Regions from separate parts of the Homo sapiens genome. Here region 2 is linked to region 1. Evidence: chromatin contacts called from ENCODE Hi-C data. All regions are on one chromosome and are shown on one strand. Each heading gives the region's core, a stretch centred on a gene start or an enhancer-like site at or near the end of the contact. The rest is flanking DNA. Distances are from core to core; before and after follow the strand shown.

Region 1 (3,063 bases), core at 258-2,757:
TATTTATAATAAAACACATCTTTAGGGTAGAATTGACTGAATTACTGCAAATAAAAGTAATTTTAACCTACAAACCTTCATACTTCTAATTCAAGGATGTTTATTTTACTTTAGCATGACTTTCAAGCACCCTGGTTTAATTTCAGAGAACCTGCAGAAATGAGAAAAGAGTTATTTTAAAGATGAAAATTTCAAATTAGCTAAGGAATATACCTTGTAATCAATTCCAAGTACCTACGCTTAATATAATATTTACTACCAAAGTATTGACCCTTATTAAGTCAATATCCAAGACCAACATCTAGGTTTGTGTTCCTTTTATCTACGGTCAAAACAAATACAATCTTAAAGCTGGAGGTTGCTCTTGACTTAGTATAACTTAAGATTTGTCAAAACCTGTGAGGCCTGAATTTTACCTTTATGAAAAAGAGTATGCTGTAGGAAGAATAAAGTCCTTGGTGCATCATGAAAGCACCAAGAAGAAATCTCTGATATATCAGGTAAGTCTGATTAATCTGGCCATGCAATGCTTTCAACTCTATCCGGAGAGAATTTAAAGGAAGACTAGTCTCTAAAATAGATAATTAATCTCAACATAATGTTCTGGTCTAACTACTCCTTTTATAAAAATAACCCTGATGTCACCTGTTTTATGCTCATAACTTATGCTATCATTTTCGATAATGTAGCCAAATAACATCTTATTACATGGCATAAAATAAATATGCTACACTGAAATTGGTGGGTAGGAGTTAATGATACACATCTGCAGGAAATCTATCCATCAACAGATATTTCATCTTTGACTTTCTTGTCATTTTCTGTTATTAAATAATTATCACTTAATGAAAAAGAACATTTCATGTTTGTCAACACAGGTCATTAATGGCATTTAACTTATGAAAACACAAATAAATTCATATTAACTGAACATTTCTGCTAAAGTTTAAACGTACCTAAATTATAACTATATTTCAATAGAAGCCACCCAATTCCATCCAAAATCCACAAATACTGATTTCCTTTCAAAAGAATAATAGCAAATCTTAAAGTATGATACATATTACCTAATTATTTTGCATATTATCAAAGAAACAAATATATTTACTTTCTTTTAGAACTTTAAATTTATGATAGAAAGTTTTATCAGATGATTATTGGCAACAAACACATTTTTCCTTATTTCTGGTTTACCAGACAACATAAATCCAGCAGGGAAAGTTATATCATAATTTAAGCATGAATCTGTGGCTGAAATCAGATGATTAAATTTAGTTAACTATTTTAACAGATTGTTCTGAGTACGCTATTAGTGTTTATTTACCTAGCTATATTAGGGCTATTGCTATTATCAATAACAGAAATCTATACTCACAGAAATATCTGATAAAGATCTATATGGGCAGTTGCCATTATTAATAACAGAAATCTACACTCACCTGAAGCTATGGCTTATGAGGTACTTAATGACAGCTGGTTTGATGCGAGCAACTCCTCCCTGGCTGTGGTTTCCTCTCCCCGTAATCACAGACAAATAGGGCTTCCCACCGTTCTGCTTAAATTCTGTTACAACAGAAATCAGGGGAGTTAAAATTCATTTATCTTACATTCTCAATAGAAAACGTAAACCTTAGCTACTCAAGCACATGAAATTGTTTTCATGAGGATTTTGGGGTTTGCCATCTCAAAACTGTAATAGTAAGACAGATTTGCTATCTCAAAAAGCCCCCAAATTAATGTTTTAAGATGTATGTTTTAAAACACATAGCCTCATTGTAATCTATCCATCAAAAGATTTGGTGGGACTTCTTCCTTTATGGGGGAAGAGATTTCTGTGCACTACCAGAAGTTCTCCCTGAAATAATGATAATGGCAATAATACCATTAATGATACCTAACAATTACTATACAAAAGGAGTCAAGTACTGCTTTAAGTGGCTTATATTTATTAACTAAGAATCTTCACAACAACCCTGTTAATTAAATATTCTAAAGCCATCAAGCTTTGTTCTGAATCATAGCTCTGCCACTAAATGACTGTGTGACCATGGACAAGTTACTTAGCTTCTTTTGTGCCTATTTTCTCATCAGGAAAAAGGGATAATGATAGCAACTAGTTTATAGATTATCTTCCAGTAATAGCTATTAGCAAATCCACTAGTCACAGCTGGATTGCAGTCTTACTATTAAAGATAATCAATTGTTAACAAACTTTTCCTGATAGATAGTTCTTAAAACATCAAAGGAGTCTGAGCCTCCTAAAATACTGAAGTTCCATTTTGGAAATGACCTTGTGAAAATCAAGGATATAAATCCTGAAAACTAATAAAAGCTGTAGCAGAATAACAAAAACAACAAAAAAACTATTAATGAGATGAATTAATAAATTTAAAACACACAAAATATAAACATTCCACGGTCTGCTTATTAAATTGTCCTAATACTCCTAATAGAATACAAACAAATGGTTTTTCAAGTATCATATCTCCAAGATGATATTCAGCCTGGAATTTTAAAAGAATATGTTGCTCTTGCATTTCTAATTCCTTGTCTATGATCTCCATCTCTAATCCACATCCATTACTTCAAGCAATATGTTGCTCAAAATTCAACTGAGTGCTAGCTTCACAAAGGTATTCACAGTGCACAAAATTCTAGGTATATAGTGTAAAACCTTTTTACGAACTTTTTACAAAGTTTTTGCACTATATACCTATAATTTTGGGCACTGTTCTTTACATATGTTATATTACGCATAAAAGTTTTACATTGGCCAGGGACAGTGGCTCATGCCTGTAATCTCAGCACTTTGGGAGGCTAAGGAAGGTGGACCACTTGAGCTCAGGAGTTCAAGACCAGCCTGGGCAACACGGCAAAACCCCATCTCTACTGAAAATACAAAAATTAGCAGGGCATGGCGAGGCGCACCTGTAGTCCCAGCTACTTGGGAAGCTGAGGTAGGAGGATGGGTTGCACCTGGGAGGTGGAGGGTGCAGTGAACCAAGGTCACAACCAACTGCCAGCCTGGGCAACAGAGCCAGACTCCCATCTCAAAAAGAAAAA
Region 2 (3,063 bases), core at 164-2,663, 690 kb before region 1:
TACAGTTGACCTAAAATAAGCACGGAAAGCCTATTAATTGCTGCAGAGTTGGGAAATTAGATGAGCTGTCAGTGCTCAGACTCGCTGTTAACGGGGCTGTGTTATTGGCGGGATGCCGTGTGAATGCTAACGTGTTGTTTCTGCTCTGTTCCCTCACGCCTTCCCGGATTCAGAGAGAGGTAACCGGCCGATTTTCACTTCTCCCCCCTTCGTGGTGTCTTAACGTGTCTGGCAAAGCTCACTTGCTTTCTTCATGTCGCATTGCCATCCTCACAACCATCCTTGTCTTTGAAAGGCAGAACTTTTGTTTTGTTTTGTTTTGTTTCGCCTCTTATCACCAGCATTTAAAACAGAGTCTGGAATTGCATCTGCGTTCCTCATTCTCTACTGTGTTTGACCCTGGTTGTGGAAGGTGATGGGCTGAGTGATTAAGTCTAACACCAATGTGGTCACTCACTAACGACTGAGAAAAATCTCATCAGTGTGGCAGGGAGTGAATGTGATGGAAATAGGTTATGTGCCATGTTGTAGAAGGAGGCTTTTCATGCTTCTGGAAAAATTAATATCATGGCCGGGCGTGGTGGCTCACGCCTGTAATCCTAACACTTTGGGAGGCCGAGGTAGGTGGATCACTCGAGGTCAGGAGTTCAAGACCAGCCTGGCCAACATGGCAAAATCTCATTTCTACTAAGAATACAAAAAATTAGCTAGGCGTGGTGGTGGGCACCTGTAATCACAGCTACTTGGGAGGCCTAGGCAGGAGAACCACTTGAACCTGGGAGGCAGTGGTTGCGGTGAGCCAAGATGGCACCACTGCATTCCAGCCAGGGTGACAGAGGGATACTCTGTCTCTAAATAAATAAATAAATAAATAAATAATATTAGTGCTTATATTACATATTCTCTAGAATTTGATTGGTAAGGGTTGGCACTAGGCTACTAGCCTAGCCAGAAGCACTGATTCAGTTTCAGTGTCAATTATTAGCCAAAATATATGGTCCTCCCTCTCCACCACAAGAAGGATAGAACCACAGAAAAGACATACCTATGAAACAAGAGATTTTGACCTCAGTTGTGTTTTTCCAATGCTCTGCATGTCCGCCTGCCCGTTTGATTGATTGGGGACTTTAAGCTCCATGATTCCATAGCTCTACCACTTAATAAAAACTCCACTTTTGATGGAATAAGGGAATTTGGAGATAATTCTCCTTGAATGAATGATGGTGGTTCCTGCTGGGCAAAGCGGAGAGACACGAAGGCAGATCTCCTCTTTGTGTCGGAGTTGGTGTCATGTAACCTCCCTGCCTGGTTGGGAGCTGGAAGTGATGAGTCCTCAGCTGGTATTTCCTGCCACACTGGTGTTGTGACTGCCCTCTGCTGGTGGCTGTTTTCCCCTGTGATGTGCTGCTGTCATAGTCCAGTGGTTAAGAGGGAGAGACAGCATAGAGTGGGCGGTGACACCTGCAGGGCTGGTCTTCCAGAGAGTGTGATTAGGAGAATTTGCAGGTTTCACTGACTTTTTAAATCACTTTGAGGAGACCCTGGCGGGGGCAGGTGGTGGAAAGTTCTGGAGGATGAGGGCTGTGCATGTGGATGTGAGCTCCTTCATGTAAAATAACAGCCAGTCCCATCAGAGTCAATGGGGAGGACATTTTCAGGTGTTCGCTAGTTCCTATCCTCCTTGTTTATGTGAGTGTCCTCGCTGGGAGGCAGTTGCTCTGAATATTAACACCAGGACCCTGTTCTAGAGAGGGCTACAGATTCTAGTTTGCCCAAGCCACCTCGATAATTGCAGGTGGTAGAATTTCAGATCTGCTATTTACACACTGTGTCTCATGAGCGTGCCTGGTGAAGAATTCCCTGCTAAGCCTGTGTGTTTACCCAGGTGACGAGTACCTGGGATACTCCTTTCGGAGGCTAAAAAACTTAGCATCTTTTTAAGCTTGCAAAGAAGGAGAAAGTAAGTTAAGCTTACCAAGCGAGAGCCTGAACTTTGTGAAATTAGTGATGCCTGCATGTGATACATGTGACATTGGGTTAAAAAGAACAGAAAACCAGAGTCTTACATGTGTGTGTTTTGCGGGGGGTCATTCTGGATTGGCCATCTGGAAAGATGAAGTTTCTTACGTACTTTCGCTTCCTGATTCCTCCCACTCTCAAAACAAGATTTTTTCAAAGTGCAGTCAGAAAATAAAAGCATCCAGTCTTGAAAACAGGACTCATTCTTCCTCCAGACCTTGTACAGACTGTCAACAACCCACATTTTTGTATAGCCCAGGAACCCTATAATTACACCGTGTTCTCATGTGGGCTTACCTTTTGAATTCTATTTTGGATCTCATGCTAGGCCCTGCACAGGTGAAACAAAGAGGAGAGAAAGCCCTTTGTCCTAAAGTGCCAGAAGTGCGATGTTTGGATCCAATCCGTTTGCTGCTGTCTTATCCTTATTTGCAGATGGGACCTGCCCTTTGCAATAGCATCAATAGAAAGATAAGCTGGGAGGGAAGGGTCACTGGGTACATTTTAGCAAGTCTTAGTATAATTCATATGAGTGCAAATATTTATTAAAAAACACCCCTCGTGGGGCCAGGCGCAATGGCTCATGCCTGTAATCCCAGCACTTTGGGAGTCCGAGGTGGGCGGATCACCTGAGGTCAGGAATTCGAGACCACCCTGGCCAACATGGCGAAGCCCCGTCTCTACTAAAAATATAAAAATTAGCCAGGCATGGTGTCACACGCTTGTAATCCCAGCTACTCGGGAGGCTGAGGCAGGAGAATTTCTTGAACCTGGGAGGCAGAGGTTGCAGTGAGCCGAGATGGCACCACTGCACTCCAGCCTGGGCAACAGAGCGAGACTCCACCTCAAAAAAAAAAAAGAAAAAAGAAAAATCCCTCATGGATAAGGAGACAGTATTTCAAAGTAGGCTTTTTGTTTGACTTCTTTTTCCTCATTTATAATATGGTACCTACCATTTATTGAATGCCTATCATGTGCCAGCCTTCACAAATTCCCTCAATAAAACATGCCATGTATTTGACCTGAGCAACTGTGATTGATGTG

What was found. A loop is a pair of places that touch in the nucleus more often than their neighbours do. Pooled maps may share reads with other maps.
Region 2: a loop to region 1 is called in a map of CD8-positive, alpha-beta T cell, with 6 times the contacts of the local background. The contact joins two enhancer-like sites. A Hi-C loop is called at or near these places in 1 of 168 maps with a recorded cell type or tissue (CD8-positive, alpha-beta T cell), 2 of 37 single-sample maps with no recorded cell type and 11 of 50 pooled maps.

The regions. Positions count from the first base shown.
Region 1 is chr4:40,151,280-40,154,342 of GRCh38, reverse strand. It overlaps N4BP2 (NEDD4 binding protein 2), which reads right to left. Exons shown (of 18, transcript NM_018177.6): 17 at 1,440-1,563; 18 at 1-151. The coding sequence ends at 106. Among named protein-coding and RNA genes, the nearest start is that of RHOH, 44 kb to the left of the region's middle. Within about 2 kb of position 1,507, at least 4 of the 41 ENCODE cell types and tissues checked have a DNase peak (open chromatin) inside an H3K27ac peak, as active enhancers do.
Region 2 is chr4:40,839,486-40,842,548 of GRCh38, reverse strand. The region is part of intron 12 of APBB2 (amyloid beta precursor protein binding family B member 2); the gene reads left to right. Among named protein-coding and RNA genes, the nearest start is that of NSUN7, 91 kb to the right of the region's middle. RefSeq lists enhancers at 1,098-1,599, 1,751-1,850, 1,871-1,960. Within about 2 kb of position 1,413, at least 7 of the 41 ENCODE cell types and tissues checked have a DNase peak (open chromatin) inside an H3K27ac peak, as active enhancers do.